Regions from separate parts of the Homo sapiens genome. Here region 2 is linked to region 1. A link is an interaction called in ENCODE POLR2A ChIA-PET data of the cell type or tissue named here. Cell type or tissue: PC-3. All regions are shown on one strand. Links, peaks and the distances in the headings refer to the core of each region. The heading gives the core; the rest is flanking DNA. Region 1 overlaps DCK (deoxycytidine kinase). Region 2 overlaps RUFY3 (RUN and FYVE domain containing 3).

Region 1 (14,843 bases), core at 1-8,000:
ATAATTTATTTAAAAGTAGAATAAATTTTAATTCTAAAATGATTATTACATCTTTTTAGAACTGAAATTACATTTCAATGAGTGTAGCTCCACTGTAGTTCATAAGGTTTATACTTAAGAAATATTTAATTAACAAATTAATTTATACCAAACAAAAACAAACTAAAAAAATGCATACGTATAATGAGACAGTTTATGTATGGTAATTACAGATTTGAAATTAAGTCTCCTTTGCAAAGATCAGTGCGTCTGGACTGGTTAATCCACTAAATTATCATCTTTGAATAAGAAACCAAAAACAAAAATGACTTGGAAAGAAAAATAGTAGTTTAAAAGTGAAAATGACTCTTCCCCTTATTTTAAAATACATAAAATTTTCTAAAACGTAAAATGGAAAGGTTTAATACACAGGAAAAACACTGCACACCTTAACTAAACAAACTAGAAAGAAAATATATTTATATACAGAACTAAGATGAGTCCATTCATTATTTTTACAAATATTCACATAGATGGTTTAGAGATAAGTAGTTAAGTGTGTCTCATTAATTAATGGATGCTTTCTAGCCTCTGTCTTCATTAATTTTATTTCCTATTCAACAAAAAATAATGCTTTCAGGATATATTACATATAGAGCAATATCATTTTTATCAGTAATTTGTCTGAAAAAGAGAAAAACTTAAAAGCAGAACCCTACAAAGCAAAGCAAACTACAAAGCAAAGAGTAATCACAGTGTTTGCAAAATAGAAATGTGTGACTTTAACTTTATAGCAGGCTGCCTAATTAATCCAGACAGTAGAGAAAGCAGACTGAGGCAGGAAGTAAGAGGTGGGACTAAACTGTTAAGAAGATAATAATTTAAAATAAAACTTCAGAATCCTTATTCTAGGGATTCCTTTAATTCCACTTTGCAACTTTTAATAGGTACACTAATTTACACAGGACACACTACCATTTACTATGTAACATTAAAGCTTTCAGTTTAAGAAACTGGTCACCAACGAAGTGAGAGGCACCAGGGAAAAAAGCCAACCTGCTGAGGAAGACAAAAGAGGGGAATGACAGAAGGAAGCTGGATCTTTTATAATGTAGTTTAGTCACTATGCTGATACTGGAACCATCTACCTCTACATTTCCTGCTATGAGAAATAATGTCTTTGTCTTTAAATGTCTTTTTTAAAAAAAAAACAAAAGAAAAGAAACTGGTCAAAAAGTTTTGCATAAGATTCATTTTAAAAATCTTTTTTCCTTAAAACAAAAACGATTAAAAACTTGGGTTTTCTAAAGAAACTTATATTAATATGAAGTTACGAAGATACACAAAGCTGAAGTATCTGGAACCATTTGGCTGCCTGTAGTCTTCAGCAAGATCACAAAGTACTCAAAAACTCTTTGACCTGAGGAAAGGAAGAAAAAAAAATCAGTATAATTCCTTGACTAATTTGAGGTATCTAATATTCATCTTCATTTAAAAGTATATAATAGTTGAAGACCCCAGCTGTATAAGTAACTACCACAATGCCATTGCATTTACTTTCCAAAGAAATATTGTTAAGGCCGGGCGCAGCGGCTCATGCCTGTAATTCTAGCATTTTGGGAGGCCGAGATGGGTGGATCACTTAAGGTCAGGAGTTTCAGACCAGCCTGGCCAACATGGTGAAACCCCCCATCTCTACTAAAAACACAAAAATAGGCCAGGCGCAGTGGCTCATGCCTATAATCCCAGCACTTTGGGAGGCCGAGGCGGGCAGATCACCTGCGGTCAGGAGTTCGAGACCTGCCTGACCAACATGGAGAAACCCCTTCTCTACTAAAAATACAAAATTAGCCGGGCATAGTGGCACATGCCTGTAATCCCAGCTACTAGGGAGGCCAAGGCAGAAGAATCGCTTGAACCTGGGAGGCAGAGGTTGTGGTGAGCTGAGATCGCGCCATCGCACTCCAGCCTGGGCAACAAGAGCAAAACTCCGTCTCAAAAAAAAAAAAAAATTAGCTAGGCATGGAGGCGTGCACTTGTAATCCCACCTACTTAGGAGGCTGAGGCAGAACTGGTTGAACCTGGGAGGTGGAGATGGCAGTGAGCCAAGATTGTGCCATTGCACTCCAGCCTGGGCGACGGAGCAAGACTGTCTCGAGAAAAAAAAGAAATATTGTTAAATACTTCAGTAGTAAAAGATGAATGACCTAAAAGGTCATTTTAGGAGTTATTTATTGCTCTGTCACCCAGGCTGAGTACAGTGGTGCAATCAAAGCTCACTGCAGCCTTGAACTCCTGGCTAGGTGCACACCATCATGTCTGGCTAGTTTTTGTTTGTTTTTTATAGAGATGAGGTCTCACTATGTTGCCCAAGCTGGTCAGGAACTCCTGGGCTCAAGCAGTCTTCCCACCTCAGCCTCCCAAAGTGCTGGGATTACAGGTGTGAGCCACTGCATCTATCAATCTAAGATAGATATAGTTCTAAAATAGCTGTAACACCAATTTTATAATCTCTTCATTTAAATATCATAGACCACTGACATATGCAGCTTTAACACTGATAACATTAATAAGCACAATAGTTCAAGCAACTTTGAAAATCAAACATGTAGTAGATTTGTCATGTTTCTGAAGCACATATGTGAATCACATACTTTGCAATGTCAGTGTGTGCAGAAAATCATGTAAGGAGTCAATGAACCTAGCCTACTGACCATAATGTAAGAATATGCTTGTTCTCTACATATTCTAGGCTACTCAATAATTCTCAAGAAACAAAAATTATTGCCTTGTAAAAATACCTTAATAAGAAAGTCAACTGCTAGCATTATTAATAAAAGTAAATATAATAATGTGAAATGATTCTTAGTCAAAACAAAGAAGTGTTAGATAAAATTAAAAAGTGATTTACAAAGTCAGTTAAATTGATGGTTGGCTGTTAATACTTAATGCTGACTTTTCATTTAATAGTATTGTAAGTGAATTTATCCTATATTTTTAACATCATTAGTAGTATGAAGAGGTCATTGGAATTTTCCAGATAAGCTTTAGTTCATACCATGGGAAAAACAACTACATGTATACGCTACAGTAGTTACATAAAATGTCAAGATTTTCAAAATCCTTGATATATCCCTTATGAATGTCAAGTCTCTATTAAACAGCAGACATTATGCCACAAAAGAAAGGAAAAATCAAATTTTTCTCAAAACTAAACCAAATTGTGCTTTCTTCTTTATAGCTTAATCACTCAGTTATCAACATGGGTATAGGGATATTTGTTATACCAATTCCCTTACTATTCTCTCTCAAATATTCATCAATAAATTCTCACCCATTCCCTTTATCAATATGGGCACCACTCACTTAACAGAATATAGTCAACTCCCAGTGATTTGGGCAATAAATGAACTGTGATTAAGACAATGACTCAATGATTAAGTAATGTCAATTAATCCTTGACATGATCCCAAATGAAACTCAAAACTAAAATCCCTTAATCTCAAGACTTTGGCCAACATAAAAATAGATGAGATCCATATCCTGTAACTTTAAATATCCTCCATATTGAATTTAGTTGAAAAAGATAAATTTAATTTCACAAGCAGTTTATTATTAAAGTATCTAAAGATTGGTGGTGTAGGGAAGAGAGGAAGAAATGGGGACAAAGCAGAGAAAAAGGGGGTGAGAAAGAATTTTTGTTATTATAATTTTACCTATCCTACAGATAGAGGCACTAAAGGATAAAAAAAAATCCTTATTTTATTTTTATTTATTTAATTTTTTTCTAAGATCTGTCAGATTCTGAGATTCCGAAGGATCTTTATTTTAGCTCAGGCCACAAAGCTAGAATTTAGTCAGGACTGGAATCTTAAACAGTCCAAAATCTTCTAAAGCTCTTAACTGTTTCTTAATGTAACTTTATGGAAGCTTTTCTGTTAGAAAATTGTTTTCTCACCACTCAGTACACTTTTTTAGAAAAAACAAATATTTGTTTGTAGTCTGTCTAAATCTACCTTTTCAACCAGACTTTCATATTTGTCTTTAAAGTCTTCATTAACATCCAGTGTTAAGATAGGCACCTCTTGAAGATAATCGAAGTTGGTTCTGTTTAAAAAGAGAGATTAATAAAATAATCAGAAATTCAACAAAAAAAAGAGAGAAACATTAAAAATTCATTCGTATGTCCTTGGAAAATCAAAATGTTGTCAATCATTTACACTAAAGTTACTTTGCAGTACTTCATCTGGCAGCCCCTTCTTTCTCATCTAGATTTACCATATGGAGCCCAAAAACTTAGGTACAAAATATATACAGCTGGGTACTGTAACATATGATTCTCTTCAAAAACAAATAGCAGTCAATAAAGTAGGAATTTCTGCATTTTTAAAGATGAGAAAACTAAAGCTCAGAATTGTCATTCTGAAGCTCAGAGGCTATCCAAGGTCACACACCAGTAAGACTGGACTTGAGCCAAGATCTGACTAATAACAAAGTCTATCCTCTCAACAACCACGCTATACAATCTCCCAAGTCAAAATTCTTTCTGAAAGAGTACCTAAATAATGTTCAGATATATTCCTACTTTATCACTTAAAGTGAAATTTCACATATTACGCTATCAATACCACCAAGGGATACTAGTTATAAAAACTTTAAGTAAATAGGATCTCATTGCAATCAAGAGAATGAAAATCTATACCTAGTTCTGGAAGATACCAATAAGCAAAACGACTGGAAATTTTACATATTGCTAGTCATATCTTCCAAATTTTAGATTAAAATTTAACAAAGGTAACAAAGGTATTTAAAATGAATAGTAAATAAAAATAAGTCTTACTTCAGTGTCCTATGCAGGAGCCAGCTTTCATGTTTATAATGAAGCTTCTCTAAATATTCAAGAGGAATGCCTTGCTCTTCATTTCTTCCCCGTAAATATATTCTATGTAAGCATGTCTAAAAGCAAGTAATAAGAGATGGAAGAAAAAGGCAGGGAACAATTATTCTTGTCTGCTGCCATCAAAATTTTCTTTTCTGTGTCTCTCTACTCACGCTAGCCAAAATCTCTACTTATTACTTCTTAAAAGCTGAAATAATTCATTTTTCCCTCCATGAGCTTTTCAGCCACTTGGTGGCTCTAAGCCAAGCAGTACTTTCAAAAATAAGCCTATAAATTTTTGGTATCCATCCACACATGAAATATACTAAGTTTGATAAAAAGGAGAAAAAAATTAAACATCTACTTAAAATGTTCAGAGACAACAGCTAAAAGGTATGCCAATCTATAAACATAATCTTACTTTGCTGTTAACCAACCTTGATTACAAAATATCTATGTTCAGTTCACATAAAACCACTAAAGACAGTGGTTCTTAATGTGATGAAAACTCTATATCAGCACAACCAAAACAACTTTGGAATGTTTTATGCCTGTCCTATATCTGCATTATCAAATAAGGTAGCCACCAGCCACCTGTGGTTTTTAAGCACTTGAAATATGGCTAGTGTGGTGACCAAGGAACTAAATATCTAAATTTTATTTAATTTTAATAACCCTAAATTTAAATAGCCACATTGGACAGTGCAGCTCTAGATAACGGTCCCCCAAAAGCACACATACATAAAAAATTTCGTATAATTTGTGGGGGCTCATATACCATGAGAAACTCTTCATGCATTCCAAGAAATAAAAGCCTCCAACCTAAATGACATGCATAAGACCATGGCAGCATACAAACTGTGTTTCAAACTCTACTCTAAATTCTCTTTTCAATAATTAAACAATCCTTTCATCCAAAGATATCAGAAACAATACTGATGAAATTATCAGTATCAAAATGAAATTATTAGTATTATTTATGTTTTTGGTGTTTGTACTATTTTCATAACTTTAAGAAACCTTTTCAAAAATAAAAGTGAATTTCAAAATTATTATATTTGCTAAATTCTAGCTTAATAGTGACTATAAATGTTTCAAGCAAAATGAAATTATTCATATTCCTTATGTTCTTTTTCACATTTTTATTTACTATTTTTGTAATTAAAAACAAAAAAATTCAAAAATAAAAGTGAATTTCAAAATTCACTTTTGAAATTGCTAAAAAATTGCTAAATCCTTGCTTAATGAAGAACAAAATCTTTACTTAATGAAGAACAAAATCATCCGTTGGAATAGGAAACCTAATTTCTTTGAAAACCCAGCTTCGACAGCAACACAGTATTCTAATTTTAGGCCAGAAGTCATAACATTTACATTCATCAGTGCCTACCCTGTGACTTAAGGAAAAAATGAGAATTAAAAAACAGAAACAATAGAAATGCACGCACCAAAACCAGAAAGCTTCTGATTAAATGTAAGATCTTAATATTTAGGTTAGTTTTATGAAAGGCATCTATTTGGTCATCCTGTATTCATTATATAACATCATATGTAACTAGAATAGCTATGTTACAACCTATCACAAAAAGCACCTTTTCAAGTGAGCTCCCTTAATGGAAAATGGCAAGGGTCCTCTAAGTCTTTTCCCAACGATAGCTGCCATTATCCACTCATTCCAAGGCACAAACAACCATAATAAAATATTTCTTGATATGGACCTCCATCAACATTGCCATTCATTCAGTAAATATTTACTGAGCTCCTACTATATGCTCCAACAGTGCCCAGCACTGGGTGTTCTAGGCAATGGAAATTCAATAGTAATCAAAATGCCCAAGGTCCCACCTCATGAAGCCTATATTCTAGGAGTTGCTTGACCACATTCATTACTTTAACTGTGATGAATGAGAAGAGTCTGCAAATGTTAGAAAGAAATAATGAGTAAAATAAAAAAGAATTGAGGAAGCACAAAGAGCCTAAAACAGCAACTTGCCCAGTCTGGGATTCCAGTTTGCTGAGAAAAAAGAATGCTTCTATCTACACAGTTACAAGTTTCTAATTTAGAGGTGGGGAGTGGGAGGTTGGGAGGCTGGAGTTAAACTAAATTGCCCTCATTATATACCACTGAAAAGAGTTCTAAATATTTCTTTAAATTTTCAGTGAAACACATTTTTATTGGGTTTTACCTCTGGAGTGGCTTGAAGATAAATGATTCCATCCAATTCAAGGCTTTGGCCAAATTGGTTATTCATCCAGTCATGCCAGTCTTGATAAATTGTCCACTCTGTCTCATTCATGCATTCAGATTCATACAAATTAGATGCAAAAATATACCTAAAAGAGAGTCTTCATCAACACATGTATCATTTCAAAAAAAAACAACAAAGAAATAAAAAAGAGAACAGGAACATGAAACATTCTCCTAAATCCAGTGGCACATAGTGCCGTGGAAAGCAGAAAAAGACAAGAGTCTTTCCATCATGTTTTTGGCCAATGGTTCTCAAAATACGGAGTGAGGACCCCATTAAGTCCCCAAGATCTTCTAAGGGGTTCTGTGAGAGGCCAGATTACTTCATATACCAATATACTTCAAACAAACAAACATACCATAACAGATTAAATACAGAAGCATAAATAAAAATCCAGCTGTCTTTTAATAAGTGAGGCATTAAAGATATCTGCAAAAATGTAAAGCAATGATATTCTTCTAGCTACTTTTTATTTTAGAAAATATAACTTTTTGTCAAATGTATTTATATTAATATGTAATGAATTTATTATTGCTAATTTTAAATCATTTTTGTGCATCTTAATTTCTAGTAATGTTAAGTATCAATAGGACATGCTCTTTGGACACCTCGATAGTTATTAAGAATTGAAAAGGGCCCTGAGATCAAATGTTTGAGAACCTCTGTTCTGAGCTAACTTTGGAGGTCAAAAGAATCCTAGCATAAGTAGGGCAATTCTAAGGCCCCTTAGAGACTTTTATCTTCTTGATCCAGGTAAGAGTCTAGGATATAGATCCAGATTTAACCAGAGCAGATGAGAATTTTAAAAGGGTTAGAGGGAAAAACAACTTCTCTGCAAATTTAAATGAAATGGGCACCACCATATTCCCAACAGTTTCTATGGAAGCTGAGGATTATAAATGCAATAACTTCCCTAATGCCATTAGTACCAGACTGCTGAGGGATTTAAATGTCATTTTCCATCTTAAATCCCCAGCTCAGCCATTCATTATTACTAATTCCCAGGAAACATTAAAAAAAAAAAAAAAGTCCAGTTCTAAGATAAAAACTTCAAATGGCCACGTACAAGCCATTTATACATACCTGTCACTATACACAGATCGTTCAAAAAATAATACAGGTTTCTCTGCATCTTTGAGCTTGCCATTCAGAGAGGCAAGCTGAGCTCTTATTCGACTGAGACAGGCATATGTTTGGAAGGTAAAAGACCATCGTTCAGGTTTCTCATACATCATCTGAAGAACATTCCCACCATTTTTCTGAGACATTGTAAGTTCCTATTTTGAATGTGCAAAAAGAAATAAAAAGCAAAATTAATGGTCAATAGGGCTATTTTAATTTTTAAGGCTAAAAAATAAAAGTCAGATAAATAAATGTAATCATGATCAGCAAAACCAAGATGATTAAGTTCCCTTTCTCATACTCTTTCCCAATATATTTTTCAGATTGTCTGAGGTCTGGAAAATCCTTAGATCTTTCTCACAAGAGGTTACAAACTAATAACCTATGGAAGAAATCATTGTTTGGTCCAAAAGTCCTTTTTAAAACTTTGACTTAGTTTGTCAATAGTATTGTCAATATTTAAAAGCTAAATAATTTCACATAAAATATTTGGATTTACATCTTCTTTTTTTTCTTTTTTGAGATGGAGTCTTGCTCTGTTGCCCCAGCTGGAGTGCAGTGGCACGATTTCAGCTCACTGCAACCTCCACCTACCAGGTTCAAGCAATTCTCCCGCCTCAGCCTCCCAAGTAGCTGGGACTACAGGCGCGTGCCACCATGCCCAACTAATTTTTTACATTTTTAGTAGAGACGGGGTTTCACCGTGTTAGCCAGGATGGTCTCCATCTCCTGACCTCATGATCTGCCTGCCTTGGCCTCCCAAAGTGCAGGGATTACGTCTTCTTTTTAAAAATGAAAAAACCAAGCAGTACCATGCCCATATTCCCTCTTGGCAAAAATCAGCTAGAATCAAGTCACAGATGCCTCCTTTAGATGGGATATATGCTCTCTGGCTTATTAATCCCCACCATTCCCGGATGATTTTCATAACAGGCCTGATATATTCATTTGGCTGTCTGGCCCCTTTAGGCATTTGTATTTGTAACCCTCCAATCTTCTAATATAATACAATAGTTCCTGCCCCAGATTTTGCAATTCAATAATCTTATTGTTAGAACCACATTTTACATGTTGAGGAAAAATACAAATGTAAATTTTAAAATGAAGTAAAAACTCTTATCATCTTTTATCTGAGTTAGAAATAGCAGGCCGGGCGCGGTGGCTCACGCCTGTAATCCCAGCACTTTGGGAGGCCGAGGCGGGTGGATCATGAGGTCAGGAGATCGAGACCATCCTGGCTAACAAGGTGAAACCCCGTCTCTACTAAAAATACAAAAAATTAGCCGGGCGCGGTGGCGGGCGCCTGTAGTCCCAGCTACTGGGGAGGCTGAGGCAGGAGAATGGCGTGAACCCGGGAAGCGGAGCTTGCAGTGAGCCGAGATTGCGCCACTGCAGTCCGCAGTCCAGCCTGGGCGACAGAGCGAGACTCCGTCTCAAAAAAAAAAAAAAAAAAAAGAAATAGCATCTGGAACACATGAATTATTTTTCTCTTTCTATAAAGTTTTCCTAGTTCTGTCCATCAAAAGGCCTATAAACAATGACAACATTGTAGGAATATACAAAAATATCACCCAGATTATAATCTCTAAATACCATTTCCCACTGAAAGGAATTAGAATTCTGATTCTAAATCTGGGGAAGAAAATATACAAGATGAGCTTCATCTTGTATATTTTAGGAAACTACTACAGACCACTGGGATTGTGCCAAGGACAAAGGAGCCAACATAAATAAGCTGCCACTGGTCAAAGAAAGAATAATTTGAACATCGAAAATGAATGGGAGGCAAAAATCCATGAGTTTATAATTCTAAACAAACAAACAAAACTCTAGTCATGTTTTGAGGCTCCTAAGGCACAAATTAATTATTCTGGGAATATGTAGGTAAAAAGAAAAAAAAAGTCCCATTTTATTTTGGCCTTTCCTGTATAAATACTTTCAGGGTAATAAAGTGGTATATGAGGAAGAGGTCTTCTTTCCTGAAGAATCCCAGCCAATAAATTCAGAAGGCTGGAGAAGGAATATCACCTTTTACAACACCTACTAATATACTGCAATGAGGCAACAATTAGCAATAGATGCTATCATTAGAGAAAAGTTAATTGGGAATTTTACAACGGATGAATCAATCTGACAACAGCTAAACTGTTTGATTTTAACATCACAAAACACATCTTCTTGATGTAAAGAAATACACATCACCAACTAGGAATCTTGCCAAAAAAGAATTGAAAGTAAATCTAATCAAGCCTGTCTCTACCTATAAATTTACTGGAAATACAGAGAACTGAAAAACATGTTAAATTTTACCAGAGATACACTCAGCCAAAACCAGAATGAGGAAAATTATGTAGAACAAATGACCCTGTTTCTTCAACAAATAAATTATAAACAAAGAGACAATCAATAGATTAAAATTTAAAAGGCATATCAAGGGCAGGCCCAGTGGTTCACGCCTGTAATCCCAACACTTTGGGAGGCCGAGGCAGGCAGATCACCTGAGATCAGGAGTTCAAGACCAGCTTGGCCAACATGGTGAAACCCTGTCTCTACCAAAAATATAAAAAATTAGCCAGGCGTGGTGGCACGCGCCTGTAATCCTAGCTACTCGGGAGGCTGAGACAGGAGAATCACTTGAACTGGGGAGGCAGAAGTTGCCGTGAGCTGAGATCATGCACTGTACTTCAGCCTGGGTGACAGAGCAAGACTTCATCTCAGAAAAATAAATTTAAAAAAAAATAAAAGGTATATCAACCACCAAATGTAACGTGTGTGAACCTGGTTTGGCTCCTAATTTCAAAAAATTACGAAAACATTATTAGACAATGGGGAAATATGAACACAGACCGGATAAGATGATAAAAAGAATTATTAATCTTTTAGATGATATGTTTTAAAAGACTATATTTCTAGAGTTCTCTGTGAGTCTGTCTTTTCCAGATGAAGTAATATATTCTCTAAGATAGAGGTTCTTCAAAGTATAGTAGGAGAAGCTCCAGGGGTCTCTGGATCTTTTCAGGAGGCTAAAGTTCTGGAGATCTGTTCATAATGACCTAAATATGCTTATAATACTACTGAGCTGTATACTTAAAAATGGTTCAGATGATAAATTTTATATTTTTGCCACAACAAAAAAATTAACTAAAAAAGACCACATACCTCCTTTTATTTTAATTTCTCAATAAATATAATCTCTCTTGCCCAAAGCAATTTCAAAGTTTACTATATTAAAATAACTTAGAGAACCAATCTTGATTCATCACCTAACAAAAAAATAATAAACTAGTTCTAAAAATACAAATATGTAAATTCAAACTGAATCAAAAATCTGAAATAGAATTTTCAGCTATGAAGATGTTATTGTCTCTTAGTTTAATAGTGTAACAAATTAGAAAATTAACAGTAAGCCAGGGTATCATTATCTGGTTCCTCAGGATAACTTATGAGTCATATAAAACATTTTCTTTTGATCCTATGCATGAAATTTGAGACAAATTGCTAGGGTTTTTTGTATGCAATTATAAATGTTAAGAATATTAAAAATTTATCCAGCCAGGTGAGGCAGCTCAGGCCTGTAATCCCAGCACTTTGGGAGTCCGAGGCAGGCGGATCACTTAAGCTCAGGAGTTCCAGACCAGCCTGGGCAACATGGCGAAACCCTGTCTCTACAAAAAATACAAAAATTAGCCAGGTATGGTGGCGTGCACCTGTAATCCCAGCTACTCCGGAGGTTGAGGTGGGAGAATTGCTTATGCCTGGGAGGTGGAGGCTGCAGTGAGCCAAGATTGTGCCACTGCACTCCAGCCTGGGTAACAGAGCAAGACTCTTGTCTCAAAAAAAAAAAAAAAAAAAAAATCTAAAAAATACTGTGCATCATCTTTACCAAACTGAATGTTAATTTTATCAAGTTCTCCCCTCTGCAAACTATCCAGATAAAAAATATGAATGTGTCAGAGTGAAACTACATTAAATACAAATTGGTAGAACATGGTTAGATAGAAAGCAGTTTAGCTACATTTGTGGGAAAAAAAAAACCTGTACCTTTTGGCCCAATTAATTCCACTGTTGAAAATTTACTTTAAAGAAATAATCTAGGCCGGGCGCAGTGGCTCACGCCTGTGATCCTAGCACTTTGGGAGGCCAAGGCGGGTGGATCACAAGGTCAGGAGATCGAGACCATCCTGGCTAACACGGTGAAACCCTGTCTCTACTAAAAATACCAAAAAAAATAGCGGGGCATGGTGGCAGGCGCCTGTAGTCTCAGCTACTCGGGAGGCTGAGGCACAAGAATGATGTGAACCTGGGAGGCGGAGCTTGCAGCAAGTTGAGATGGCGCCACTGCACTCCAGCCTGGGAGACAGAGCGAGACTCCGTCTCAAAAAAAAAAAAAAAAAAGAAATAATCTAGAATACAAATTTAACCACAAAGGTATTTATCACAAGGCTAAGCGAATAGGTTATCATTCCACTATTATTAGGCATTTATATTAAGTAAATAATAGTACATGCATACAATAAATTAGGCTGCTGTTAAAAATCATTTACAGTAAATTTTTAACAACGATTTTAATTGCCCTGATATATAAATTTTTTTTTTATACTTTAAGTTCTTGGGTACATGTGCACAACGTGCAGGTTTGTTACATATGTATACATGTGCCATGTTGGTGTACTGCACCCATTAACTCGCCATTTACATTAGGTATTTCTCCTAATGCTATCCCTCCCCCCTCCCCCCACCCCACAACAGGCCCCAGTGTGTGATGTTCACATTCCTGTGTCCAAGAGTTCTCATTGTTCAATTCCCACCTATGAGTGAGAACATGCAGTGTTTTGTTTTTTTTCCCTGCGACAGTTTGCTGAGAATGATGGTTTCCAGCTTCATCTATGTCCCTACAAAGGACATTAACTCATCCTTTTTTATGGCTGCATAGTATTCCATGGTGTATATGTGCCACATTTTCTTAATCCAGTCTATTACTGATGGACATCTGGGTTGGTTCCAAGTCTTTGCTATTGTGAACAGTGCCGCAATAAACATATGTGTGCATGTGTCTGTATAGCAGCATGATTTATAATCCTTTGGGTATATACCCACTAATGGGATGGCTGGGTCAAATGGTATTTCTAGTTCTAGATCCTTGAGGAATCACCACACTGTCTTACACATGGTTGAACTAGTTTACAGTCCCACCAACAGTGGAAAAGTGTTCCCATTTCTCCACATCCTCTGCAGCACCTGTTGTCTCCTGACTTTTTAATGATCACCATTCTAACTGGTGTGAGAGGGTATCTCATTGTGGTTTTGATTTGCATTTCTCTGATGGCCAGTGATGATGAGCATTTTTTCATGTGTCTGTTGGCTGCATAAATGTCTTCTTTTGAAAAGTGTCTGTTCATATCCTTTGCCCACTTTTTGATGGGGTTGTTTTTTTCTTGTAAATTTGTTTGAGTTCATTGTAGATTCTAGATATTAGCCCTTTGTCAGATGAGTAGATTGCAAAAATTTTCTCCCATTCTGTAGGTTGCCTGTTCACTCTGATGGTAGTTTCTTTTGCTGTGCAGAAGCTCTTGAGTTTAATTAGATCCCATTTGTCAATGTTGGCTTTTGTTGCCATTGCTTTTGGTGTTTTAGACATGAAGTCCTTGCCCATGCCTATGTCCCAAATAGTATTGCCTAGGTTTTCTTCTAGGGTTTTTATGGTTTTAGGTCTAACATTTAAGTCTTTAATCCATCTTGAATTAATTTTTGTATAAGGTGTAAGGAAGGGATCCAGTTTCAGCTTTCTACATATGGCTAGCCATTTTTCCAGCACCGTTTATTAAATAGGGAATCCTTTCCCCATTTCTTGTTTTTCTCAGGTTTGTCAAAGATCAGATGGTTGTAGATGTGTGGTATTATTTCTGAGGGCTCTGGTCTGTTCCATTGGTCTATATCTCTGTTTTGGTACCAGTACCATGCTGTTTTGGTTACTGTAGCCTTGTAGTATAGTTTGAAGTCAGGTAGCGTGATGCCTCCAGCTTTGTTCTTTTGGCTTAGGATTTACCTGGCAATGCGGGCTCTTTTTTGGTTCCTTATGAACTTTAAAGTAGTTTTTTCCAATTCTGTGAAGAAAGTCATTGGTAGCTTGATGGGGATGGCATTGAATCTATAAATTACCTTGGGCAGTATGGCCATTTTCACGATATTGATTCTTCCTATCCACGAGCATGAAATGTTCTTCCATTTGTTTGTGTCCTCTTTTGTTTCATTGAGCAGTGGTTTGTAGTTCTCCTTGAAGAGGTCCTTCACATCCCTTGTAAGTTGGATTCCTAGGTATTTTATTCTCTTTGAAGCAACTGTGAATGGGAGTTCACTCATGATTTGGCTCTCTGTTTGTCTGTTATTGGTGTATAAGAATGCTTGTGATTTTTGCACATTGACTTTGTATCCTGAAACTTTGCTGAAGTTGCTTATCAGCTTAAGGAGATTTTGGGCTGAGACGATGGGGTTTTCTAAATATACAATCATGTCATCTGCAAACAGGGACAATTTGACTTCCTCTTTTCCTAATTGAATACCCTTTATTTCCTTCTACTACCTGATTACCCTGGCCAGAACTTCCAACACTATGT
Region 2 (15,565 bases), core at 3,946-11,945, 240 kb after region 1:
GAAATTTCTACTTTTGCTCTTTATTCTGTATTACCTTCCTTTCCTCAAGCCTAATTCCCTAATTATTCCCACGAGAAGTTCCTTAAGGATACTCAAAATGAAATCCTCATGATTTGAAAAAGGTATACAGAAGCAAATCCACATTGAGGAAAATTCTGTTAAAGGGGAATTCAGGGTTGGAGAGGGATTATTATACTATTTTATTAAAATTATTATTTAGCAGAAATCCAAGAAACATATATTTTTGTTAAGACACCAAAATAATCTTACTTAAAAAATTATTAAAAGGGAAATAGGGTCACTGTGATTATTAAAATCCCCCTTTCCAAATGAAATCAAGTTGGAGAAAGTATCCTAGAGGCAGACTCAGAATCAAGCTTTCATTTGTTCACATAATTACTAGTTTGCTATCTACATACTTGAGGACACAGCCACTAAGTATGTGATCTGTAAAGGAAAACTGACAGGACTATCAAGGTAGCCTCTAAAATTTAAACTGAAATTAAGTAAAAGAACAAGGGAATAGCAAATATTACCATCTTGGATTCTGACTTCTGGGAACCCCTTCCTGGGATGCTCCTGTCGTTTTGTAATCTTCTTTCTTTTTCCTGTTTTAGTTCTAACTCAAGCTGGTTCCTGAGGTAAGTTGGAGAGGAAAAGGATGAAAAATTGGAATTCTATACAGACATATTCTCTAAAGAATGCCAACCCCTTGTCTTAAAGTGCAGTAATTACGAATGGTTAAGGGCTTGCTGTCAGAGAGACAGGTTTTTAAATGATAATGTTGCTACTTCTAAGCTTAACTGTGTGAATCTGGACACATTTAACCTGTCTAATCTCTACCTTTTTTTGAGATGGAGTCTTGTTCTGTTGCCAGGCTGGAGTGCAGTGGCATGATCTCAGGTCACCGTAACCTCCATTTCCTAGGTTCAAGCAATTCTCCTGCCTCAGCCTCCCGAGTAGCTGGGATTACTGGCACCCACCACTATGTCTGGCAAATTTTTGTATTTTTAGTAGAGATGGGGTTTCACCATCTTGGCCAGGCTGGTCTGGAACTCCTGACCTCAGGTGATACACCTGCCTTGGCCTCCCAAAGTGCTGGGATTACAGGCATGAACCACTGCGCCCAGCCTTAAGCTCTACTTTAATCTGAAAGTGGAGGCAATAATATCACTAATAGGGTTGATATGAAGATATTAGGAGAGTTTGCATGTGAAGTGCCTAAAGTATCTGGCACACAGTAAGAATTCAGGAAATATTACATATTATTATTAGTGTTATTTTGGCTAATAATTACTATTTATCTGGGATCTTGGGCTCTAATTTCCTAATTCTTTGATCACAAAGCATGTTGATCGGATTTGGGGAATGTTGAAGTACGTGAAGCTTTCTGAATTCCAATTCCAGAGAAAGGACATTGCAAAGACAGAGCCAACCTGGCTGGAAGTCATGAGACCCCTTTTCTTGCTGTCTACCCTAAGAATTACCCATGACCACCCTGTCAGCTCAAGCTACCCCCTCTTCACCGCTGCCTGGTGAGCTCCTCGACTTCCAGCTGCAGACTGTTGATCTTGTCTCCAAAGTCCTGTTTGAAGAGCCGGTTGTCCAACTCAGCAGATTGGCGGCTTCGCTCAGCCTGGCGCAATCTGGATGTGAGCCACATGAACTTGTGATAAAAAACAAAAGCCATGGTGGGGAAGAAGACCAAGTTCACAACACAAAATAAAATAACCCAAGGAAGAATGCACAGAGAGACAGAGAGAGGAAAAAAACTTTGCAGGACACAGGTGAAGAAATTATGGGGGGGAAAAGATGGAGAAGAAACAAATTCTAAAGAAAAGTAAGATGAAGGTGAACCAGGCAGAGGAAAAGCTGATTTTCCATTTTTTTTATTCTAGTACTACAGTTTACAGCCATTAGATGATAAACAATAAAACATCACTTTTTAGAAAATCCATATCCAAAGCCAACCTCAAGTACACAGTAATTTAAGTTAAATCCACTTTTTAAAAAAATTTCCTAATAGGTTTGGTACTTAATTTTTCTGTTTTACACACATAACTGGAACTTGTAAATGGGCAACTACCTTCTTATATGTGGAATTATAGTTTTTTCTTGTCCTTTCCCCCAAACCACATATATTAAATCATGGGACATTATATATCAACCCTCACCTAGGCTTTGGGTTATTCTATAAGGAAAAGCCTTTGTCAGAGTTTGGCTGTCTCCTTCCTTTCCCATTCCCACAAAAGATGTGTGACTAAGTGGACAAAGAACTCAGCACTGGGCCTGTTTAAGACTCTGACCATATTCTCCAGAAGATTCTGATGGATGTTTTCTTCTACATATCTTATAACTTTGCACCTATAGAGAAGCATGTTTTAGAAGGTAAAGCACTTGGGGCTTTATATAATAGAATTTAAACGCATGCTATGTGTAGGTTTTAGAAAGTTCAATTTCGGTATTTGATCACTCCTTCCAAATGCTCGTAGAAAAGGCAACCCATCACCACAAAAGGTTGATGAAGAGAAGAATACAGTAGGAGCTTTGTTTATATAGGTGCAAATTATAAGAATTAAAATAAGTTCAAGAGCACAGGATCTTCCACTTCCATGAAGTTGGTCTAAACATATGTTCTTTGGACTTAATTTTGGTTCAAGTCCAATCTGTGCAGGGACCTATATAAGCACACATGGAATCTATCTTACACTCTTAATTCTGGTTTTGCCAAGAAAAAGATAAAGAATTTTAAGAGCTGGAAGCGAAGGGGTTATCTGTGTCCCCACCAAAGCAGCTGAAATGCTGCAAAGCATACCAGAATGAAAAAAAGAGAAAAAAACCCAAGTATTTTGTCAGGACCTTTTGAAGGAATGAAGGCTTATGTAAAGCCTGTCTCTTCAAATCAAAAATCATCTTAAAAAATCAAACTGTTTATAGGATTATTTACAATGTTAAAGCCTAGAAAGGGTTAGTCTGTGGTCACTTAGAAACAGAAGCCCTGCTAATATTGCTTGTGGATATCTACTGGGAATCTATTTTTGTACTAAATAATAATAAAGAATATAAGTTTATCATTTACTTCCTATTCTGAAATGTTTTTCTAATAATTCAATTATTAGCTTCCCAGAACCTTTAGCAAATCCCCATCTGAACAAAAAGTAACAGAAACTCTTAAGTAAATGTTTCCAGGTAAGAAATGACAGGCCAGGCAGAATATCATCATTCATGTCTATACCCTGTCCTTTTTACTCCAATATAAGAAAAGCAGGATACGAAAAATGGGTACTGCATCATTTTTTGTTAATAGGAGAGGAGTGTTTTTATTAGAATTGTTCTCTCTGAACTGCCTAAGTAGGAAGCGGAATTGCAGGAAAACGGCAGAGGTAGAAGATGACAAACATGAGGAGGGTTTCCCCAGGCGTCCACATTATTATGTTATCATAGGTTACCTAATTACTAACTTTATTTCTATGTATTTTAAAGAAATATAAGGATGCTGCTTTTTCTTTTCTTTTTTTTTCAAAAGTCACCAAGGCAAAAAAAGTTGCAAGCAATCTTGGTTACTGAGAATAGAAGTGTAGTGAAATACTAAGTACTATCCTTGGCTTGGGGATTAAACCTATATAACAAAAGTGAAAAGGGGTCATGGTCTAAGAGACACAGAACTATTTTAGAAGAGTTCAAGTTCACATGGTAGTTACCTCTAGGTTCATCACACTGCAATGGCAGAACAGGCTTGCAGATACAGACATGAACAATGCACCGAGAATCTGGTATTATCAAGGACTGGGTTGTAAAGGCATCATTAGTATATGTACAGAGCTTCAATTCCCTAGGCTTTTTTAAAGAAAGTGGTATTTTTATTTATTGGTCAACTCAGAAATAATTTCTCAAAGTTTATTCAGCTTTTAATTAGGAACTTATACCAATTTTTCTAACCCTGGGGAGAAAACAATAAGAAAAAAACCCAACCTATATTTCCAACTGGTTTTTTAAAAGTCCAACAAATTCAAAGTCAACTTTTTGGTGACATTTTATATAGAATCAGAGCTTAAATGTAGTAACTTTCAGATTTCTTCCTTTTACAATTAAGTTGTGATATCGGACTTGCGACGTGACCAACTTAAAAATGCCTAATGATGTTTTGGGATCAGTTTATTTGCTGCACTATTTAAGGTCTTTGCCTGTTTCACCAAATCCTTTTCACTAAATAAAATAAAAATGACAATGAAGTGAAAGGAGAATGAGAAAATGGATAAACAGGAAACACAAAAATAGCAAGAGAATAAGTCAGCTTAATACTCAAAGAGATAAGTCATTATTCTCTTTCTGTTTGCTTTAAATTCCAAGTCAAAACATCATTGAAAAGAAATTTGATACATTTCATTTCAAAAGCACAATTTATGAACAGTAAAATCATTTTGTTAAATCATAAACATATAACTGTTTATGAGCAAGTACCTAACCATCTTTCCTAGGTAGACTGATACATTTGTATTTGGCTATGTAAGAGGTTTCAGGTTTATTTATAAATTTGCCATTAAGTTTTGAGTTAACATTAATATGCACTGCTGTTCAGGACCCTTACTGGTTAAGAATCATCTGAATATAAGAAATCACCCATTAATCCATTCATTCATATATCTACTGAATGAATGCTTGTATATTCAAGGCACTGCGACAGATCTAATACGGGAACTTAAAAGATTCGTTAACTAATCTCAGGGAGCTTACACTCGCATCGGAGGAGACATATATAAAGAGTTAAAAGGTACAGTAGACAGTGAGAAGTGCCATAAGCAGTATAGATAGATATGAGTATGAAGCTATGGGAGTTCCCAGAAAGACAGATCATTTCTAGCTGCAAAGAGGTATCAGAGGAAACTCTGGGGAGGTGGCATTTGAGCCTAAACTTAAAAATGTATCTGACGAATAAGGGAGTGGGAAGAATTAGGACATTTCTAATTGGTGGAACTATTGGGAAAGAAATAAATGGGAAAAATGGGAAGTACAGGGACCAGCAGTTTAGTTTTGCTCAAGTGCAAGAAGGGTGACAAACAGGTGTTAAGGGTAGAAACATCAAATGACCTTGGGTACCACGTCACATTCATCCTTGAAGACTCAGCCATTTCTCTTGGCTGCTAAGTTGCCAGAGAGAAAATGGTGGTTTCACATAAGCACAGAAAGAGAGTAGCATAGGAAGAAGATGTGCTTTGGGCAGACTGAATTGTAGATACTGGTGGAAGATAGCTGCCCAAAGGATGAAAACTCAAGACTGGTCTCCAGATGAAGGTAAGAGCTGGGAAAACACACTGGAGGTGACAGTGGAAGCTACAGAACTACCCAGGAGAAAGAAAAGGGAGATAAGAGAAAAGGGTTAAAGAAGGGAGAGAAAGATCCAGAATAGATCCTTGGAGGACACCTATCTCTCAGTGCCTCTATATCCCCTAGCATCCAAGTATTCAAAGACTTCAGTGATGAACAATAAAATCACAGAATTACATACATACATTTAAGAGTCCTTCCATGCTTTTAAGTATCCTTCCTCTAACACATGACTCTGACATGGATTAAGAGTTCTGATGTTCAAAACAGTCATAAAAGGCTGACCTTTCTTTTTTTTTTTTAAAGGCTAGTCAAGTGATTGACATTTCCTAAAAACATTTCAGTCATACCTTAGAAAACACACATAACATTCAACTGGCTTTTTTCTACCAGAATGTCTGATGCTAATTTGGAAGAATTTCATGTATTTTCTATTTGCCGAATGTACAGCACATTCTTTTCACTTCAGCACTGACAATCCAAAGTGTTTCATTAAAGAAACAGGACTTTTACCTTTGTTCAAGTTGTTTAATGGTAGCAGCCATCTGATTAGTCTTCTCTTCCAAGCGACTGTTTAGTTCACTTTTCTGTTTTACTCCTAAGTCTGAACTCTGTTATGGAAAATAACGATAAACAACCTGTATAACATAAATCCTAAAATACAACCACACATGCCTTTTGAATCTAATGGTAAGTGGGAAAACAGAAATGTTCATATATTTCAATATCAGTTAATCCTGAAATGGAAAAAAAAGCAATTTATCTAAAGTTAGTATTGTTATATGCAGTGTGATCACAGTAATAGTTCATCAATGTATCACATTCCAGTGTAAAAGCTAATAGAATATATAACTTAGCTGGCACGGTAGACTGCAGAGTAGAAATTACCCTATAGGATAAAAAAGACCCTCATCCTCTACTATAATGTGAAAAGTGGCCATGGTTTTCTAGAACAGCAATACAGGATCCCATGGTTGTCTGATTCTGAAAGTAGTTTACTGGCAGCTAGCATCAAAATGAGATGTGATTCTTTCCTCTTGTAATTAAAGTGTGATTCTGGAGGATCAGATGGGAGGAGGGAAGCCCCAGGATTTTAGAGAGCCAGTGAGTCTATTCCTCATATTTCCCCTACCTGCAGCTTAAAGGCAAGTTCATGCTTGAGAGCTCTGAGGTCATCCAGCTGCTGCCGAAGAGATACCAGGGCATCCTGCTTCTCACAGACATCCTTCTCCAGCATCTTCATAGCCAATTCCATCTCCTGCCTCATGCTGATCTGCATCTCCAGTTCTTTCTCAACATCCTGCCCCCAAAGGTAAGTAAATTGCTTACACTCTGTTCCTTCAACTAAGTACAAACCATAATATTTCACAGGAAAAAGTACACCAAAACTCTCAGGTCTGAATATTCTGGCAAAATAGCTTAAGCTACCATTCATTTTCAGAGACATTAACAATAATTAATTAATAATTAACAATAATAATTAGGATATACAATAACATTTGCCCAATAATGTACAAATCTGAAAAACCTGCTAAGCCAAAGATAGTGTTATTTAATACATCTAAAATATATACATATTTGAGACACTTCAGTAGATATTACGACAACTGATGGTCATATCTTATTATAGAAATATACCTACAGGGTTACAGCAGTCAGCACAAAATGAAGCAGTTGCAGTCCTCCTAAATGTGAATGTTGTTGATATATTCAAGAGCCCAGGGAACCCAGAGGACCATCTGGGTCCCTGGGGTAACATCGCAATTACTGAGGATGATGACTAGTATGGTTACGAGGCGAACAGATTTTTTTTTTTTTTTTGAGACAGAGTCTCGCTCTGTCGCTCAGGCTGGAGTGCAGGGGCTCAGTCTTGGCTCACTGCAACCTCCACCTCCCGGGTTCAAGCGATTCTCCTGCCTCAGCCTCCTGAGTAGCTGGGACTACGGGTGCATGCCACCATGCCTGGCTAATTTTTTGTATGTTTAGTAGAGACGGGGTTTCACCATGTTGACCAGGCTGGTGTGAATTCCTGACCTCGTGATCTGCCCGCCTCAGCCTCCCAAAGTGCTGGGATTACAGGTGTGAGCCACCACACTCGGCCGCTAACAGAATTTTTAGTTCACTTAACATGAAACCTCTTTTTGTTTCAACCATTATTACTGCAACATTATGTGGGTGATCGAAGATACAAAGACCTGAGGATCTTCTGCATCTGCCTTGTGCCTTGGGCTCACCTAGGACCTCAAATACTTTCTTAGTTTCTTTCCTTCTTAACAAACATTTGTCTTACTGTGATAAAAGGATATGAAAAATTTTAAGATTTTTATTATGTGCCACTTCACTGAGATTCTCATTTTACTTGATTAGCATTATAGAAAACGAATCATACCCCTTCTTAAAATGCTGACATATATTATTTCTGCGACCTTTCTTATGAAAAGTATTATATTTTGAGATCTCATTCACAAATACATAGAAGGCAAATGCTAACTATTTTAAGGATGTCAAAATAATATCGCTTTGTTTTCAAAAAATCTGAAATTCTGGCCGGGTGTGATGGCTCACACCTGTAATCCCAGCACTTTGGGAGTCTGAGGCAGGCGGATCACAATTACAAGGTCAGGAGTTTGAGACCAGCCTGGCCAACATGGTGAAACCCCATCTCTACTAAAATACAAAAATTAGCTGGGTGTGGTGGCAGGCGCCTGTAATTCCAGCCATTCAGGAGGCTGAGGCAGGAGAATCTCTTGAACCTGGGAGGCGGAGGTTGCAGTGAGCTGAGACTACACCACTGCACTTCAGCCTGGGTGGCAGAGCAAGACTCCATCTCAAAAAAAAAAAAAAACAAATAAATAAATCTAAAATTATGTTATATACTGTCAATTTGTTTTTATATATATATATATATATATATATATTTTTTTTTTTTTTTTTTTTCTGAGACAGGGTCTCACTTTGTCACCCAGGCTGGAGTGCAGTGTGATCTTGGCTCACTGCAGCCTTAACCTCCTTGGGCTCAGGTGATCTCCCTCCTCAGCTTCCCAAGTAGCTGGGAATACAGGCATGTACTATCAAGCATGGTTAATTTTGTAATTTTTGTAGAGATAGGGTGTCCCTATGTTGCCCAGGCTGGGCTCAAACTCCTAAGCTCAAGCGATCCTCCCAAAGTGCTGGAATTACAGGTGTGAGCCATGGCGCTTGGCCTGTAATAATTTTTTAGTACAAGTTAAGTCACCCCTTATTTTCAGGCTCCTCCTTATTCTTAAAGACATTCTGGGGAGGTCCTTGTGTTTGTTATACTATCTAAACTCCAGGAAGAGTTAGTATGTGAATACCAGGGGTTATTAATATAATAACACTAGCACCTGGATAAAATCTAGTACAGGAATAGTATCCCTTATTATAAATTCTTTTTAAAAAAAGTATGACTGACACATAGTAATTTATGGTATAGAACATGATGTTTTGATAATATAAAAATTGTGTAATGACCAAATCAGAGAAATGAATGTATCTATCATCTTAAACATTTATCATTTGTGATGAGAACATTCAAAAGCCTCTTTTTTTTCCAGCATAAAGAAAAGACAAATATTTAAGGTGATGGGTATACCAAGAACACTGATTTGGTCTTTACTACATGAGTATATTAAATTATCATATGAACCCCAGAGCTATGTATATCTATTATGCATCAATAAAAAAAAAGAAAAAAAAAAACCTTTCTTCTAACTATATTAAAATGTGTATTATTGTTAACTCTAGTCACCCCACACTATGCAACAGAGGACCAGAACTTATTCCTCCTATCTAACTATAGCTTTGTACCTGTTGACCAATCTCTTACTATCCCCTGCCTCCTCTCCCTCTGGTAACCCCACCTTACTCTCTACTTTTATGAGAACAACGTTTTAGATTCCACGTATGAGTGTTATCATATGGCATTTCTCTTTCTGTGTTTGGCTTACTACACTTCACATAATGTCCTCCAGGTTCACCCATGTTGCCACAAATGACAGGATTTCATTCCTTTTTATCGCTGAATAGCATCCCATTGTGTATATATACCATGCTTTCTTTATCCATTCAAGTGTTGATGAACACTTAGGTTGATTCCCTATCTTGGCTACTGTGAATAGTGCTGCAATAAACATAGGAGTACAGATTCTCTCTGACATACTGATTTCATTTCCTTTGGATATATCCCCAGTAGTGGGATTGCTGGATCTTTTGCTAGACTGATTTTTAATTAATTTATTTTTTATTTTTTGAGACGGAGTCTGGCTCTGTTGCCTAGGATGGAGTGCAGTGATACAATCTTGGCTCACTGCAGCCTCCGCTTCCCAGGTTCAAGCAATTCTCCTGGTCAGCCTCCCAAGTAGCTGGGATTACAGGTGCATGCCACCATGCCCGGCTGATTTTTTTTTTTTTGTATTTTTAGTAGAGATGGGGTTTCACCATGCTGGTCATGCTGGTCTCGAACTCCCGACCTTACGTGATCCATCCGCCTCAGCCTCCCAAAGTGCTGGGATTACAGGTGTGAGCCACTGTGCCTGGCCCGATTTTTAATTTTTTAAGACAACTATGTTTTCCATAGTGGCTATACTAATTTATATTTTCACCAGCAGTGTGTAAAGGTTCTCTTTCTCTACATCCTTGTCAACACTTATCCTTCAATTTTTTGATAGTTGCCATTCTGATTAGAGTGAGATGATATACTCTCTATCTATATATTGATATGTATTTTTTTTAATTTCTAAAAAAATCTTAAGACTAATACTGGATGATAAATTTTCCATTTATATCTAAGACCAATAATAAATCAGAAATAACAGCTAAAAATAAAATAGAGTAATCCTACATTAATGATTCTTTGTAAAGAAAAGAGGAGCCACCACCTCCAAGAATCTTTGCAGGGATGAGGACTTAGGTAGGAGTGAGACGGCATAGTTTAAAAAAGTAGGTTCTGTATACTTAATATTCTTGTAATACAAACTATAAAAGCAAAAAAATAAAGATTAACAAAATCTTGTTGAGAATACTCAGAAAAAGATTGAGAAAGTATGATAAGGAATGTGGGTTAAAAAGAGATGAACCATTTTATAGGATCTAGAATTTTTCAGAACACTACTGATATTCCTAATCTTGGTCTGTATGATAAAACCTCTAAGTGGGCAGTTACCTTTTAATATATTCCTGAACTATTAGAAATTAAGCATAGTTTACCAATCGTAATTGTGTCTCTTCTTTTAAATGCTTTCTTGCTTCACTTAGTGCTTGCCCTTCTGCAGTTCTGTCTTGCTTGGGACCCTTGAAAAGATAAATAACATTGTACATATTTAAGGATTTAATCTATACAGAATTAGACACTAACACTGCTACTTAGCAAGAAAAAAAGATCATACTGAAGCAGGTATAATAATGAACAAACACAACAAAGAAATTGAAGTCTAGTACATTTTTAAAGGTTAAGCTGAATTGGGGGCTTCCTGACACTTTATTTAAAATCCTAAAATAGGTTTCCAAACCAGATGGTAGAAGTTTTAAAAATCAGCCTCTAAAAATAACATAGCATTCATTTCAAAATATGAGTTGGGTTATAGGTTTTTTTTTTTTCTTTTTTGAGACGGAGTCTCACTCTGTCGCCCAGGCTGGACTGCAGTGGCTCAATCTCTGCTCACTGCAACCTCCACCTCCTGGGTTCAAGCGATTCTCCTGTCTCAGCTTCCCGAGTAGCTGGGATTATAGGCGTGCGCCACCACGCCCGGCTAATTTTTGTATTTTTAGTAGAGACGGGGTTTCACCACGTTGGCCAGGCTGGTCTCGAACTCCCGACCTCAAGTGATCTGCCTCCTTGGCCTCCCAAAGTGCTGGGATTACAGGCGTGAGCCACTGCACCCAGCCCAGGGGCTATAGGTTTAAATGTTAATACATTCAATCTCCAGAGAATTCGCAACTGGTTATCTTCAACTATCCAGCAAGATCACAGATAAAAACAAGCAGGTCATAAAAAAATTATTCTGAGCAGTCATGAAGTCCATGCATTATTAAAGTCAATCACTTTACTCATGGAAAACTGCTTTTGTCCCCTCGCAGAGCCTAGTAACTCTTTAAGAACAATTTTAATAACTATGGATTTGAATTCCTAGGGAGAGTAGATTAGAAGCATGAAGATAAAAGAAAGTAGAGATCATCCTAAAGATAACACCGAGCATCAGTAAAAAGTAAGAGATGCTATTGAATACGTAAAAGACAGGAAAAAAAACCATCCACAGAAATCGGGGAATATTTAAGTGTAGGTGTCAGAAGCTCTATCAATTTCAATAGCCTCCTAAAGTGGCACTATTATAATTTAGTAGGGAATTGTCAATGTTGGTAATTAATGATCCTCAGTCATCGTAAAGGGCTAAATGTATTAAATTATGTCCTTAATTAAGAAGGCTTGGAATTGTACAAAACATAAAGGTTTACAAAATTCTAATTAGACATGTATAAAAAGTTTGATACTTTAAGGAATTAAGTTATGTAGAAAATACATTTATATGGTAGCTCTTTCCCAGTGATATATAAATAAGGTGTCACTTCTTACAAAACAGTAACATGCTATAAAAGTAATAGTATGTTTAACATAACAAATTATTAAATACTGTTTGAACCATTAGTACATAAAAACAAGAAACTGAATTAGACTGTTTCTTGAAGTCTCTAAACAGATGTAGGTGGCTGTGAAGCCACGAAGCATCTTGTAGAAAAAGGCGCATAACCCTCCCACAACCTTCATCACACAATTATGCATGGAGTCTAAATAAAAAGTGTGCTTGATACAGGCCAGCTGCTTAAAATAGTCCTTTAGAGACTCCCCTTTACCACTAACAAGTTGATATGCTCTCAGTGAATATTTTATAAATCCAGTAAGATTAACCTTCCGATTGGATTCCAGTATGTAGGAACTTTCCTCTTTAACTCGTTCCATTTCTTCTTGTAAGGTAATGATCCTGTTGTTTGCAACTGCAAGCTGTGGATAAAATTTTAAAAATAATCTTTTATCTTTTTAAAATTAACATAGTATAAGATAATTCACGATCTGCTAGGATGTAATTCTCAGGCTTGGATATTCTTAGAAAGCAAGGAAGCTATAACCCAATAAAAATGTTCTTATAAGAACTCAAGAGAAATATTTTTCTTTATTTTTCTGAGACAGGGCCTCACTCTATTGCCCAGCCTGGAGTGCAGTGGCATAATCTCGGGTCACTGTAACCTCTGCCTCCTGGTTCAAGTGATTCTCATGCCTTAGCCTCCCAAGTAGCTGGGACTATAGGCATGCACCACCACGCCCAACTAATTTTTGTATTTTTAGTAGAGACAAGGTTTCACCATGTTGGCCAGGCTGGTGTTGAACTTCTGCCTTCAAGAGATCTGCCCACCTCGGCCTCCCAAAGTGCTGGGATTATAGGCATGAGCCACTGCGCCCGACCAAGAAATATTTTTAGAGCAGTCTAAATAAAAATAAAAAATATCTCCTTGGCCAGGTGCAGTGGCTCATGCCTGTAATCCCAGCACTTTAGGAGGCTGATGCGAGCGGATCACGAGGTCAGGAGATCGAGACCATCCTGGCCAACATGGTGAAACCCCATCTCTACTAAAAATACAAAAATTAGCTGGGCGTAGTGGTGTGTGCCTGTAATCCCAGCTACTCGGGAGGCTGAGGCAGGAGAATAGCTTGAACCAGAGGTTGCAGTGACCCGAGATCAAGATCGCGCCACTGCACTCCAGCCTGGTGAGAGTGAAACTCGGTCTCAAAAAAAAAAAAAAAAGAAATAAAATATCACCTTACTGCTACTTTTATATGAAAAGTTTTAACTTAAGATTATCTCAAGGGTGTTCTTATAGATGTACACATATTTAGTAAGAAAAAAATTATTTATTAATAATGTCTATTTCTAAAATGTTTAATAAAGGGGTCCTGTCACACCATGGAACCCATGTGACAAACGCTCTATAAGATCTTTTATAGATGATTTCTTAAAAGATTAAAGACATGAACTCCAAAGTTCTCATGCTAAAAGATCCCATTAAGCATTGAGGAGATTTTTCATTTCAACACCTAAAAAGATCAGGTAACGTTATTAGCAGTCAACTGCTACAGGGAAACATTTATATCTCTTTCTTAGAAGGAAAAAGTAAGGTGGAAACACTTTTTTCTTCTCTGCATCTACTAAACTCCCGGAGAATGTGAAGGTGCCTGTATGAGGCCGAGAGGAATAACCAAGCAGGCTCCTCTCAGCCAGGCTAGTCTCCTCAATTATTATCTCCTCATTAGCAGTGGGTGCAGGCTCTGCTCAGTTCCTGTCCTAACATGGTAAGCACAGAGAAGCTCATGCTTTCTGGGGGCAGGCCTGGAAGTCCAATTCTCTCTCAGATCCTGTGGCCTAAAAATGTGCACGAAACCAATTCTGGGCAAGTAGGTCTCCTCTCTAGATTCAAGTATGCCCTCAGGCAGGTCATTCCAAAATCTTGATTTAAGAGAAACTATTGGGAAACCTGATTATGGCTGCAGATCACAGGAGGCTTTCCAATTCAGCTTTACCAATAATGAAGTAGACATTTATTTATCTATTTATTTATTTGAGACAGGGTCTCCCTCTGTTGCCCAGGTTGGAGTGTGGTGGCACAATCTTGGCTACTGCAGCCTTGGTCTCCCAGGCTCAAGCAATCCTCCCTCCTCAGCATGCCGAGTAGCTGGGACTACAGGTGTGCACCACAACAGCCGGCTAATTTTTTTGGTGTAGAGATGGGGTCTCACTATGTTTCCCAGCCTAATCTTGAACTCTTGGCCTCAAACGATCCTCCTGCCTTGGCTTCCAAAGGGCTGGGATTACAGGTGTGAGTCACTGTGCCAGGCCTGAAGTGGATATTTATATCTTCATCTGCTTAATTCTTCTTAGTTTGTCATTCAGATTCAAAACCCAGGAGGGGAAAAGAGGTCTGCTATCTTTTTTACTGGCCCTTTTTTTTTTTTTTGTGAGATGGGGTTTTGCTATGTTGCCCACGCTGGTTTTGGAATCCTGGCCTCAAGCGATCCACCCACCTTGATGTCCCAAGTGTTGGGATTACAGGCATGAGCCACTGTGCCTGGCCTTACTGGCTTTCTTAAACCCAAAATGGAAATGAAAAAAGGCAGAACTAATGAGCCTCGTCTACTCTCTTAGAGCATATTTTCTTTAAGAAAATAAGTGCTACTGGTAAAATAAATAAGTCAATGAATAAATATTGTTAGTATTAATATGACTCTAAGGAAGACAAGTCTTATGACTGAGGGAATAAAATTAACAACTATATTTATTGAGTGCTTATGATGTGTTAGGTACTGTTCTAAGCCCTAATCATGTATTAAATCATTTCATTCACACAGCAATCTCATAAAATGTTATTATTGCTATTTCCATGTTATAGATAAATAAATCAAGGAATAGAAGCTTAAGTAATTGGCCCAGGATTAGAAGACTAGCAAGTGGCTGGGTACGGCGGCTCATGCCTGTAATCCCAGCACTTTGGGAGGCCGAGGCGGGTGGATCACCTGAGGCCGGGAGCTCAAGACCAGCCTGGCCAACCTGGTGAAACTCTGTTTCTATAAAAATACAAATATTAGCCAGCTGTGATGGTGCATGCCTGTGGTCCCGGCTACTCGGAGGCTGAGGCAGGAGAATTGCTTGAACCGGGAGGTGGAGGTTAAAGTGAGCCAAGATGGCACCACTGCACTTCAACCTGGGCGACAAAGCAATACTCTGTCTCAAAAAACAAAAAACAAAAAACAAAACAAAACAAAACAAAAAAACAAAAAACTAGCAAGTGCCAGAGCCAGGACATGAACCCAAGTAGCCTAACTTTAGAGATCATGCTTAATTGCTATGCTGTACTGCTTCAACATAGTAGCAGCAGAATAACAGTAAAAAATCTGTGCTGAACATTCCAAAAGCCTATGTGATAAGATTCTAAGGACCCTAAGCATAAAGTTTTAAGATATATAAAATTTAAAAATTTTTGTCCGAAAGTGAAGGTCACAGAGTTGAGTAATAAAAAAGGTATTTTAAAACTATAATAATGAAAATGTTCATTCTAAAGAAAAACTGATTAAAAGCATCTTCCTGACTAGTGCTTTAATTTGATTTTATTTAAACTAAATTCATCCCATGGGGTGTAAGGGCATCATTACAATTAGAAATAAAGAAGGTGGGCCAGG

The links. ChIA-PET counts read pairs that join two places held together with the same protein. Peaks named below come from ENCODE experiments on the same cell type or tissue, not always from the same donor. Only the 100,000 strongest peaks of a DNase experiment are listed, where the experiment ranks them.
Region 2: POLR2A ChIA-PET joins it to region 1 with 6 read pairs; 2 of 35 experiments call an interaction of 5 or more read pairs at or near these places.

The regions. Positions count from the first base shown.
Region 1 is chr4:71,015,908-71,030,750 of GRCh38, reverse strand. It overlaps DCK (deoxycytidine kinase), which reads right to left. Exons shown (of 7, transcript NM_000788.3): 3 at 8,191-8,384; 4 at 7,045-7,192; 5 at 4,820-4,935; 6 at 3,996-4,086; 7 at 1-1,399. The coding sequence ends at 1,373. Among named protein-coding and RNA genes, the nearest start is that of DCK, 30 kb to the right of the region's middle. RefSeq lists an enhancer at 1,473-1,973 and a silencer at 12,372-12,568. In PC-3, for the core only: no CTCF peak of the experiment used is centred there; a DNase peak (open chromatin) is centred at 4,460.
Region 2 is chr4:70,779,866-70,795,430 of GRCh38, reverse strand. RUFY3 (RUN and FYVE domain containing 3) reads right to left here. Exons shown (of 18, transcript NM_001037442.4): 9 at 12,248-12,340; 10 at 10,552-10,635; 11 at 6,458-6,625; 12 at 5,839-5,936; 13 at 1,527-1,646; 14 at 537-636. Among named protein-coding and RNA genes, the nearest start is that of GRSF1, 52 kb to the left of the region's middle. In PC-3, for the core only: no CTCF peak of the experiment used is centred there; no DNase peak of the experiment used is centred there.